2 separate regions of the Homo sapiens genome follow, and region 1 is linked to region 2. A link is an interaction called in ENCODE POLR2A ChIA-PET data of the cell type or tissue named here. Cell type or tissue: IMR-90. All regions are shown on one strand. Each heading gives the region's core, and the rest is flanking DNA. Links, peaks and the distances in the headings are about the cores only.

Region 1 (5,385 bases), core at 161-5,160, 410 kb before region 2:
ATGTTCATGTTTTTGTCTATGTTCAAATACAGTTATGGAGTGGCCTTGTTTTTGTCCTGATCCATCATGATTACAGAGGGGCTTTGTCTGAAGTTGATGTTCTGGGCAATTGTTTATGTTCAACAGGGGAATACCAAGGCCTACCTATGAGTACCAGTTCTGCTCCTGGATACCAGGGGCTGCCTTTTTCTTTCTCAGCCTTCTGACTTGTTCCAAAGTAGTCCATTTCTGTATGTGCTTACTGCACTGCTCTCATTCTAGGAGCCTTACTCCATCATCTTGCTGATGCCCTTCACCTCTCTTCCGACTCTATTTCATGGGTCTCATCTATTTTATTCTCTTAGCTTACCCCCTTTTGGAGGAGGGGACATGCCTTCCAGTAGCTTCATGAGAAAAATGTTAGTGAAAAAGTAATTGTTTAAGACTTTGTGTGTTGGAAATTGTATGTCAGAAGACCTTGCATGCTAAAAAATATTTTACCCTCACACTAGCCATACAGACAATTAGTGCTTTAATTGGATATGGAATTTTAGGTTGGAAATCATTTTCCCTCAGGAAAAAGGCATTAGATTAACTGCCTTCTAGCTTCACTATGAAGAAGATTTGATGTCATTCTAAATATTGATCCTTTATTTGAAGCCATTTTTTTTTCCATGCTGGGAAATTTGTAGGATCTCTTACTTGCCTCCAGAATTTTTACATTTTACAATGATGTTCCCATTGTATCCATCGTGTGGGGCACTGAATGGGTTCTCTGTCTATGGAAGTATATGTCCTTCCAAAGTTCTGATACTTTGTCTTGGATTATTTAATTTTGTCCATTTGATTTTCTCTATTCTGTCTTGGATTCCTTTTACGCAGATGTTGGACCTTCTAAAACAGTCCTCTAATTTTCTTTTTTCTTTTATTTTCCTTTCTTTTTTGTCATTTGACTTGCTAAAAGAGAAATTTCCTCAAGTTTTCCTTTCAACCCTTCTACTCTTTCATTATGCTATCATACTTTATATTTCCTTGTGCTCTCTTTGTTCTCTGGATGTTTCTTTTTCATAGTATCTTTAATCTCTTATCTCATTGAGGCTATTAATGATGGTTTCTTTTTCTTCTTCTTTTCCTAAATAAGACTTTTTCTCCGTGTTTTTTCTGTATTTTTCTTTTTTTGTTTTTGTCTCTTTCTTTTTAGAAACTTTCCTCCAATATATGGTAATTCTTGGCTATCTGCTTATATTTAAGCATGGGCTGCTATAAATCTAATTGGAAGCTGTCTGTGATGGTGAGGCTTGTCACTGTAGTTTGATCTGACTGGACACAAAATATGTGAGGCATGGCCTTTGACCGAAGAGGAGTTTGCAGTGGAATGCGCACAAGTTGTTCAGATTTTAACAAATATTATAAAAGCTATTTATATTATGACACTACTAGCTATTAAGTCCACAAAATAGCACCCATTGAATATAAAACTAAGCACCCATAGAATATAAAACTAACAGAAATTAAAGTGTATTAGAATCCTTTTCCTTTGTTGATTTTAAGAAAAATCTGGTTTTGTTCTAGTACAGTTTCAGTGAGAGACTAACTTCCTCTTTGACCCTGTGATTTATAATTAGCCCAGCCACTGCCCACAGCTGGCAGTACTTGAAAACAGGAGTGGGTCAGGCCAGGCACTCCCAGCCCAAGTGAACATTTTTTCAGACTTGCATGCAATCCAAAACTAAAAGAGATAAAAGGTAAACATGAAGAGCTCTAGCTATTCTTCAGAATGTATTTCCCCCCAGAGACAGTTGTTTGATTCTCCTATGGCGTTTGACTTGTACATAGAGACTCTCCCAGAAACTCAAGGTACAAGCCTCATGAAAGGTTGGAATGCTTTAGAAAAATATCAAAGTGTTAAGCTGAGGTTCACTGATATCAAATAATTGGGATATTTACAGCAACAAGTAATGTCTAATTTCTTAACTTTTATGAAAGTTACCGATGATTATTCATGCATTGAAAATGCCTGGAAGAACAGACACCAAAACTATTAATAGTGACTCCTGGGGAGTAGTACTTGAAGCAGCAGAGGTAGGAAGCAGATTTTTTTTTTTTTTTTACTTTACACATTTCTGTTGTTTGGTCACAATCACAATAAATACATTTTTAAATGTGAAATGCTACACTATAAAAACTAAAAGAACTATCATAAGCTTACAAAACCTGATATATGCAGTTTGGGGCTCAAAAGAAATGGAAAATATCTCAAGTAACTCCAGACCATGTAGTTAGAACTTTGATACTTGATAGTTATTTTCCTCCCACATTAATGGAGACTTCAGTCTAACTCCAGCCTATTTTCCAGATTACCTTGGGAAGGTTTCCTTTCAAGAGAAACACCTATTAGGTTAGGTTTGCAATTTGGCCTCAATGAGTAATAGAAACTCAACTATAATGATTTTGCTAAATAGGGAGTTGTTTTACTCACTTAATAAAAAGAGCACAGGTAGGCACAACCGGTTATTTCACATAATGAAAAGTCTAGGATCCTTTTAGCTCCCCTTTCAGTCAACCTTAGTGTGTACATTGTTTCTCCATGGTCAGAAAATGGCTATTCCACCTTAAGCATAAACTGGCAAAAGGAGGAGGAAGGGCAACGAGCAAAAGACATAAATGATTGCTGGCTTGGCCAGCTCCTTTTAACAGGAAAACAGCCACTTTCCCAGGACCCCTCCTCACAGACTTCCACTTACATTTCATTGGCTTGTCTTAGCTCATATGGGCACCCCCAGCTGCAAAGAAGTGTGAGGACTCCTGGATACATTGCAGCTCTGGAAAAAAAAAAAAAAAAACAGCATTCTGTTGCTGTCGTGGTTAATACTAAATGTCAATTTGATTGGCTTGAAGGATACAAAGTATTGATCCTGGGTGTGTCTGTGAAGGTGTTGCCAAAGGAGATGAACCTTTGAGTCAGTGGGCTGGGGAAAGCAGACCCACCCTTAATCTGGGTGGGCACAATCTAATCAGCTGCCGGTGTGGCTAGACTATAAACAGGCAGAAAAATGTGAATGAGAGACCGGCCTAGCCTCCCAGCCTACATCTTTCTCCCGTGCTGGACCCTTCCTGCCCTCGAACATCGGACTCCAAGTTTCTTCAGTTTTGGGACTCAGACTGGCTTTCCTTCCTCCTCAGCTTGCAGATGGCCTATTGTGGGACCCTGTGATCCTGTGAGTTAATACTTAATAAACTCCCCTTTTTATTTTATATATATATATATACACACACACTAATAGGAGATATATATATATATATATATATATATATATATATATATATATATATATATATATATGGAGATACAAAGAACCCTGACTAATAGAGTTGCTAAGATCAAGGTGGAGGGTAGCTATTGGCTAGGCAACCAGGAGGCTCTGCTACCAATGGCTTATCATGTCACCTCTTCCACAAGCCAAGCCTACCTAATTCCTGCCTGAAACTAGAGAGCTGGGCTTTACAGAGAATTTAAAATGGTATCAGAGAAGCAGTAGCCAGAGTTCAAAAATGAATACAATTTATTGAAGTATTGTTTGTGTTTCAAAATATTGGAAATAACCAAAGTGTCTAGACCTCAAGCCAGAAAAATCTGTCGAGAGCCTTTAGTTGACATAGTAGCTAGTGAGTGTGTTCTCATCATATTTTCTGTCGAAACCTCATAAGGGTTCCTGGGCCCTGTTATTCACGTTTACATCTGCCGACACCCGGGAGCTGAGCATGAGGACAGCCCACTCCAGGCACACCTGTAGCAGAGAATCAGACAGGGACCCAGGATGTTTGCTGGAGTTCCTCTATCCAGGAGGTCTTAACTTGACTTTCCTAAAGGAGAAATCAACACTTCCTTGATGAATATTCACATCTTCCAGGAAGGCTTTCCCAATTATTCAATTCTATACTGAGTTCTCCCTTTTCTGATCTGCTATAGCAATTTTATGTTTGTTAAGCCCACAACATTCTGTATATTGTCAGACATGTTTCACAAGACCACATCTCGTTTTCCTAAGTCCAGTGTGTGCATCTCAAGAGCTAGTGCTCCAGGGTAGGAGACCCAATGGAAAAGCAGGACATGGACACCTGAGGGTACAGAAGGTGCTACTGAAGATACCCTGATTCATGGATGATGGGGCATCCAAAGACACACTTTAGTGACTTTAACATAGCAGCATGATCCTCAAAAAGATCCTGTTAAGTAACCTTCAAATCACTAGACAGTGTGATATTCCTTTCTTGGGTCTAAATTTTGGCCATTATTCAACCTTAGGGCCTACAAGTGTGTGCTGTCACAGTAGGAACTGAACCACATCAGATTGGAGTCATGAGCTTTTGGTGTAAATAGCCAACTCTAAACTTGCTCTAAGTCAAGTAGGCTGGAAGCACCCCAAGATGACCCTCCCTGTAGCCTTGAATGGTACCCTTTCCCCATCAGCTGCCACATGTCCTCCTCTCTACTCTCGTCTTCATCACAAAGAATCTGACAAGCTCATTCCTAATAGGGCAACAAAGACTTAAAGAGTGAGATTTGCCTTTTCCCTAAAGTACGTCAACACAGGAGAAAAGTGCAAGCCGTTACAACAGAAATGTAATGGTGAAATTTTAGGTATCAACCAAAAAGTTGAGGCTTTTCTTTTGTGTAAGAAATTTCCAGCTACTAATCAAATGACTATATATAAGTAGCAAACTATCCCCACTATTATTAATAAATTACATATTTTTCTTTATCCTATACAATTTCATAAATGTACTCACATTTTATAATAACTATAATTTGAATAGTCATAGTATATTCATGTCTCCAAAGTGCTGGGTCATGAGTTAGATGAGTTAGGCAGATCATGGGTTCCAAGTCTACCTCCCTGGGTTTACACCTGCACCATTGAGGCAAGTTGCTTAAATGTGTTTGTGCCTCATTCTCTTCATCTGTACAATTGGAGAAAATATTCCCCACCTCATGAGGGGTATTGTAATGATGAAATAAGATCGTATACACAGGCATTTAGAACCTTGCTGGACACTTGGTTTATGTTCAATAAATGTTAGCTATTAGTAAGATTTATTTCTAAATAATAAACATTTGCAGCTGGCAAATTATAGATTTTTGGCAGGTCTTCATATTTTAATTTGCCATGGCTTATAAAGAATATTTGGCATAAAGGGAAGTTCTTATAAGATTGAGATTCGTGATTTGCTCAGCATTTTCAAAAAGTGTGTGATGAGGTTGACTACACAGCAGTGAATTTTATTTATTTATTTATTTATTTATTTATTTTCAGACAGAGTCTCACTCTGTCACCCAGGCTGGAGTGCAGTGGCACGATCTCAGCTCACTGCAACTTCTGCCTCCCGGGTTCAAGCAATTCTCTG
Region 2 (5,385 bases), core at 186-5,185:
GGCATGGGCCACTACACCTGGCCTCCACTTGTTCTTTAAAGTATTTTTAAAACAATTTTTCCTTGCTTTGCTTTTGCTTTGGCAATAGATAACCAGGTCATTTCTCTGCCATTCCTCCCCCAAATCCTACTCATTTTTTTTTTTTTTAAGACAAAGTCTCACTCTGTCGCCCGGGCTGGAGTGCAGTGGCACAATCTCGGCTCACTACAACCTCCACCTCCTGGTGATTCTCCTGCCTCAGCCTCCTGAGTAGCTGGGACTACAGGTGTGTGCCACCATGCCCAGCTAATTTTTGTATTTTTAGTAGAGACAGGGTTTTGCCATGTTGACCAGGATGTTTTCAATCTCTTGACCTCGTGATCCGCCCGCCTTGGCCTCCCAAAGTGCTGGGATTACAGGGGTGAGCCACTGTGCCCGGCCTATTTTTCTGTATTTTTAGTAGAGATGGGGTTTCACCATCTTGGCCAGGCTGGTCCTGAAATCCTGACCTCGTGATCCACCCGCCTCAGCCTCCCAAAGTGCTGGGATTACAGGCGCGAACCACTGTGCCCAGCCTATAACACAGTTTTTTTCTTTTTCTTTTTTTTTTGAGATGAGAGTCTCGCTATGTTGCCTAGGCTAGACTTGAACTCCTGGGATCGTGGGGTCCTCCTGCCTCAGCCTCCTGAGTAGCTGGGGCTACAGGTGCATGCCACGGCACCCAGCTAGAATGCTGGAATTCCTTTCACTTCTCATTCCTTTTCTGTTCTTTTTAGAGTAGCTTCTTTAACTCTCTGTAGAGCCCTGTTGATTTCCTTTGTAATTGGTATGAAGATTTTATACATGTATGAATGTATTATGCATATAATTTTTTGGTGTAATTTCTCTATCCCGTGAGGCCTGGATTATGTTCAGTTAGTTTGCTGCTGTATACTTAAAACTTAGCATAATGACTGCTAGCATATAGTAGGAGCTCAGTAAACATTTGCTGAAAGAAGGAAGACTCAGAGTATATTTTTATTGAAATGATTCACTGATACCAAACTATCTGAATAGTTTGTTCTTTATATCTTTTTATATATACCCTTTAGAAAAAGGTAAAAATGTCCCTGAACTATGGCTTATGGGCTGTCAAACTAGCCACATGACATAACGTGATCTTGGAAAAATGGGCCATCTGAGAATACCACAAATACAAAAAACCTAATTCTGAAACATTCAACTGCTATTCCCAACATCCCCACATGGTGTTGGTTTTCTTTTTTCTTTTTTTTTTTTTTTTTTTGAGATGGAGTCTCTCTCTGTCGTCCAGGCTGGAGTGCAGTGGCGTGATATTGGCTCACTGCCAGCTCTGCCTCCTGGGTTCATGCCATTCTCCTGCCTCAGCCTCCTGGGTTGGGACTACAGGCGCCCGCCACCAAGCCTGGCTAATTTTTAAAAAAATATTTTTAGTAGAGATGGGGTTTCACTGTGTTAGCCAGGATGGTCTCGATCTCCTGACCTCATGATCTGCCTGCCTCGGCCTCCCAAAGGGTGTTAGTTTTTATGACAATTTAAACATATACAGGCTGGGCGCGGTGGCTCACGCCTGTAATCCCAGCGCTTTGGGAGGCCAAGGCAGGTAGATCACCTGAAGTCAGGAGTTTGGGACTAGTGTGGCCAACATGTGAAACCCTATCTCCGCTAAAAATACAAAAATTAGCCAGGTGTGGTGGCGGGTGCCTGTAATCCCAGCTACTCGGGAGACTGAGGCAGGAGAATCGCTTGAACCTAGGAGGCGGAGGTTGCAGTGAGCTGAGATCGTGTCACTGCACTCCAACCTGGGTGACAGAATGAGACTCTGTCTCAAAAACAAACAAACAAACAAACAAACAACAAAATATAGATCCTGAAACTTGCAAAAAAAATTAAAAAAATAAACATACAAAAGATATATGTAGTTCCAAATATCAGCTTACAGTAATATGACTGGAAGTCATGGGTGAGGGAATAAAACAAACATACACTAAACTGGACAAACAGGTTTTTGAGTCTATTAGAGTCCAAAGGTGGCAAAGTTATAGTTAAATGAATAGTGCACAAAAATTGCTAAAAGAACAATGATGAGAGGAAGGGGAGTCACTTACTGAGAAATATATTTTTGTGAGTAGTAGACATTATATTCTTGACCAAGAGGGTGTAGGACACAGACTGCTGTGTGGCCACAAAGGGGACTAAATTAAAGAGGATAGATGGATTCTTTTTTTTTGGGAGGGAGTCTCACTCTGCTGGAGTGCAGTGGTCCGCCTCCCGGGTTCAAGTGATTCTCCTGCCTCAGCCTCCTGAGTAGCTGGGATGGATTACAGGCGCCCACCACCACGCCCATCTAATTTTTGTATTTTTAGTAGACACGGGGTTTGACCATGTTGGCCAGGATGGTCTCGATCTCTTGACCTCGTGATCCGCCCGCCTCAGTCTCCCAAAGTGCTGGGATTACAGGCGTGAGCCATCGTGCCCGGCCAGACGATAGATGGATTCTTTTTTTTTTTTTTTTTTTTTGAGCAAATTGAGCTACTTGAGCCTCGGCCTCCCAAAGTGCTGGGATTACTGGCGTCAGCCACTGCACCCAGCCTGATGGACAGATTCTTACAAATCCAATCCCATTACTGAAAAGCAACTCCAAGCACAGGCCCTATAATAATAGGTCAGTAGCATCTTTATCATCCCCATCCATGTACATTCCTTTCATTTTGCTAACACACTATAAAATAAACATGGAATACATAGTCATAAAACATGGAACTTCAAGACTAAATTCAAGAAACAAAGATTTAAAACAAGGGTATATTTTTTTTTACGAATGGCCAGTCCTCTATGACTACCTAACATAATTGCTGCATACTGGACTTCCACATAAGATTTAATTTGAAGAAAGGCTTCTATTACTTTAAAAAATCTTAAAACTACCTGTCTAAACAATGGCAAAACTATTACAAATACATGTGGATTTAGGCCAGGTGTGGTGGCTCACACCTGTAATCCTAGCACTTTGGGAAGTTGAGGAGGGCAGATCACTTGAGCCCAGGAGTTTGAGACCAGCCTGGGCAACATGGTGAGACTCCGTCTCTACTAAAAATACAAAAAGGAGACGGGCGTGGTGGTGGGCACCTGTAATCCCAGCTGCTAAGGAGGCTGACGTGGGAGGATCACCCGAGCCCGGGAGGTTGAGGCTGCGGTGAGCCGTGATTGTGACACTGCACTTCAGCCTGCATGACAGAGTTAAGACCCTGTCTCAAACAACAACAATAACAAAACAAAAACCCACAAATACATGTGTTAAAAAAAAAGCAGCATTTCAAAATGCTTTGGTTGACTTAACCTAAATAAAGCCAAAAATCATCAAATATTCCATGGCACACAAATATCTAAAATGCAGAAAATATAATGCACAAAAATATTTTCTGTATTAATACATTAATTAACATATTGCTGAGTTCTGGATTTTGCTGACTTACAAATAGGCACCAAAGAAGTACATCTGAGTTTGAGGTGTATCCCTAGCCTTGAAAACTCGATCACAGTGTTTTGTAATCTCAGGCACATGTCTAATGTATGACTTGTATAAAAAGGACAGGTTGTCCTTAATACTTGAAGATTAAGTAGCTAGACTAGTGCATGTTTTGCCTATAGCCCTCCCCATGCTGATGAGATACTATTACACTGTTCACAGCTATGATTTCGCTTGGTAGGACCCCATCTTCAGTCAGTTTGGGCTGGTGTAATAAAGTACCATAAACTGGATAGCTTAAAGACAATTTATTTCTCACAGCTCCGGAGGCCGAATGTCCAAGATCAGAGTGCCATTGTAGGGTTCTGGTGAGGGCTCTTTTCCAGGCCGACTTCTTGTATCCTCACATGGCAGAAAGGGAGTGAGCTAGCTCTATGGACTCTTCTTATATGGCACTAATCCCATCCACGAGGGTTCCACTCTCATGACCTATTACCTCCCAAAGACCCCATCTCCAAAACCCATCACATTGGGAATTAGGTTTCAACATATGAACAGGAAGGGAAACATACATCCATAACCAGCCATATTTTTGCTTTTGACTCCACTTCTGCCTAATGGGATTAAATGATACTTTTTTTCTTAAATGTAAATATTTTTTGCCTATAACTGTTGCATATCACCATCCTGTCTTGAGTTAAAGATAAAATATTTCCCAATTTCTTCAACCTTTAACATAAACTGTACTACAAATGTAAACAAATTGTTTTCCCACCACAATGGCTTTAAAAAGTAGAATAAACACTGCAATCAAGACATCACTTTAAGTTAAATTATTATTTTTTGTTTTTTGCATCAGGGCCTTGCTCTGTTGTCCAGGCTGGAGTGCAGTGGCATGATCATGACTCACTGCAGCCTCAACCTCGTGGGCTCAAGCAATCCTCCCACCTCGGCATCCCAAGTAGCTAGGACTACAGACATATAGTACCATGCCAGCTTAATTTTTTAATTAATTTTAATTTTTAGTAGAGAAAAGGTGATATGGTTTGGCTTTGTCCCCACTCAAATCTCATCTTCAATTGTAGCTCCCAGAACTCCCACATGTGGTGGGAGGGACCCGGTGGGAACTGAATCATGGGGACGCTTTCCCCATACTGTTCTCATGGTAGTGAATAAGTCTCACGAGATCTGATGATTTTATAAGGGGTTTCCCTTCTCACTTGGCTCTCATTTCTCTTTTGTCTGCCGCCACCTAAGACATGCCTTTCACCTTCCGCCATGATTGAGGCCTCTCCAGCCACATGGAACCGTGAGTCCATTAAACCTCTTTTTCCTTATAAATTACCCAGTCTTGGGTATGTCTTTATCAGCAGCATGAGAACGAACTAATATACAAGGGCTGATCTCAAACTCCTGACCTCAAGCAATCCTCCTACCTTGGCATCCCAAAGTATTGGGATTACAGGCGTGAACTACTGCACCTGGCCTAAGGTCAATTCTTGAATACAGAGACTGAGTAAAGATAGGACGTTGATAATTTGGACTCTTAAACATAAACCAACTCTTTAAAGCCTTTACATCATCTCATCAGTGTTGCCTGAAGTTTTTGACCAAGTAGCTCAATTTGCTAGGGCTGCTGTAACAAAGTATCACAAACTGGATAGTTTAAACAACAGACATTTGCCTCACAGTTCCTGAGGCTACAAGTCCAAGATCAAGGTGTCAGCGGGACTGATTCCTTCTGAGGGCTGTGAGGAGAATCTGTCCCAGGACCCTCGCCTAGCTTCTGACAGTTTGCTGGCTACCTTCGGAGTTCCTTGGCTTGTAAAAGCATTACCCCAATGTCCGCCTTTACCTTCAAAAGGCATAGGTATTCTTCCCGTTTGTGTGTCTCTGTTCAAATTTTCTGTTCTTGGAAG

The links. Peaks named below come from ENCODE experiments on the same cell type or tissue, not always from the same donor. Only the 100,000 strongest peaks of a DNase experiment are listed, where the experiment ranks them.
Region 1: POLR2A ChIA-PET joins it to region 2 with 5 read pairs; 1 of 35 experiments calls an interaction of 5 or more read pairs at or near these places.

The regions. Positions count from the first base shown.
Region 1 is chr7:77,268,248-77,273,632 of GRCh38, forward strand. All of the region lies in intron 9 of CCDC146 (coiled-coil domain containing 146), which reads left to right. The region is part of intron 2 of LOC102723791 (a long non-coding RNA gene); the gene reads right to left. Among named protein-coding and RNA genes, the nearest start is that of CCDC146-AS1, 22 kb to the left of the region's middle. RefSeq lists a silencer at 3,347-3,529. In IMR-90, for the core only: no CTCF peak of the experiment used is centred there; no DNase peak of the experiment used is centred there; H3K27ac peaks cover 724 bases.
Region 2 is chr7:77,677,811-77,683,195 of GRCh38, forward strand. The region is part of intron 1 of APTR (Alu-mediated CDKN1A/p21 transcriptional regulator); the gene reads right to left. Among named protein-coding and RNA genes, the nearest start is that of APTR, 16 kb to the right of the region's middle. In IMR-90, for the core only: a CTCF peak has its summit at 1,203; a DNase peak (open chromatin) is centred at 2,671.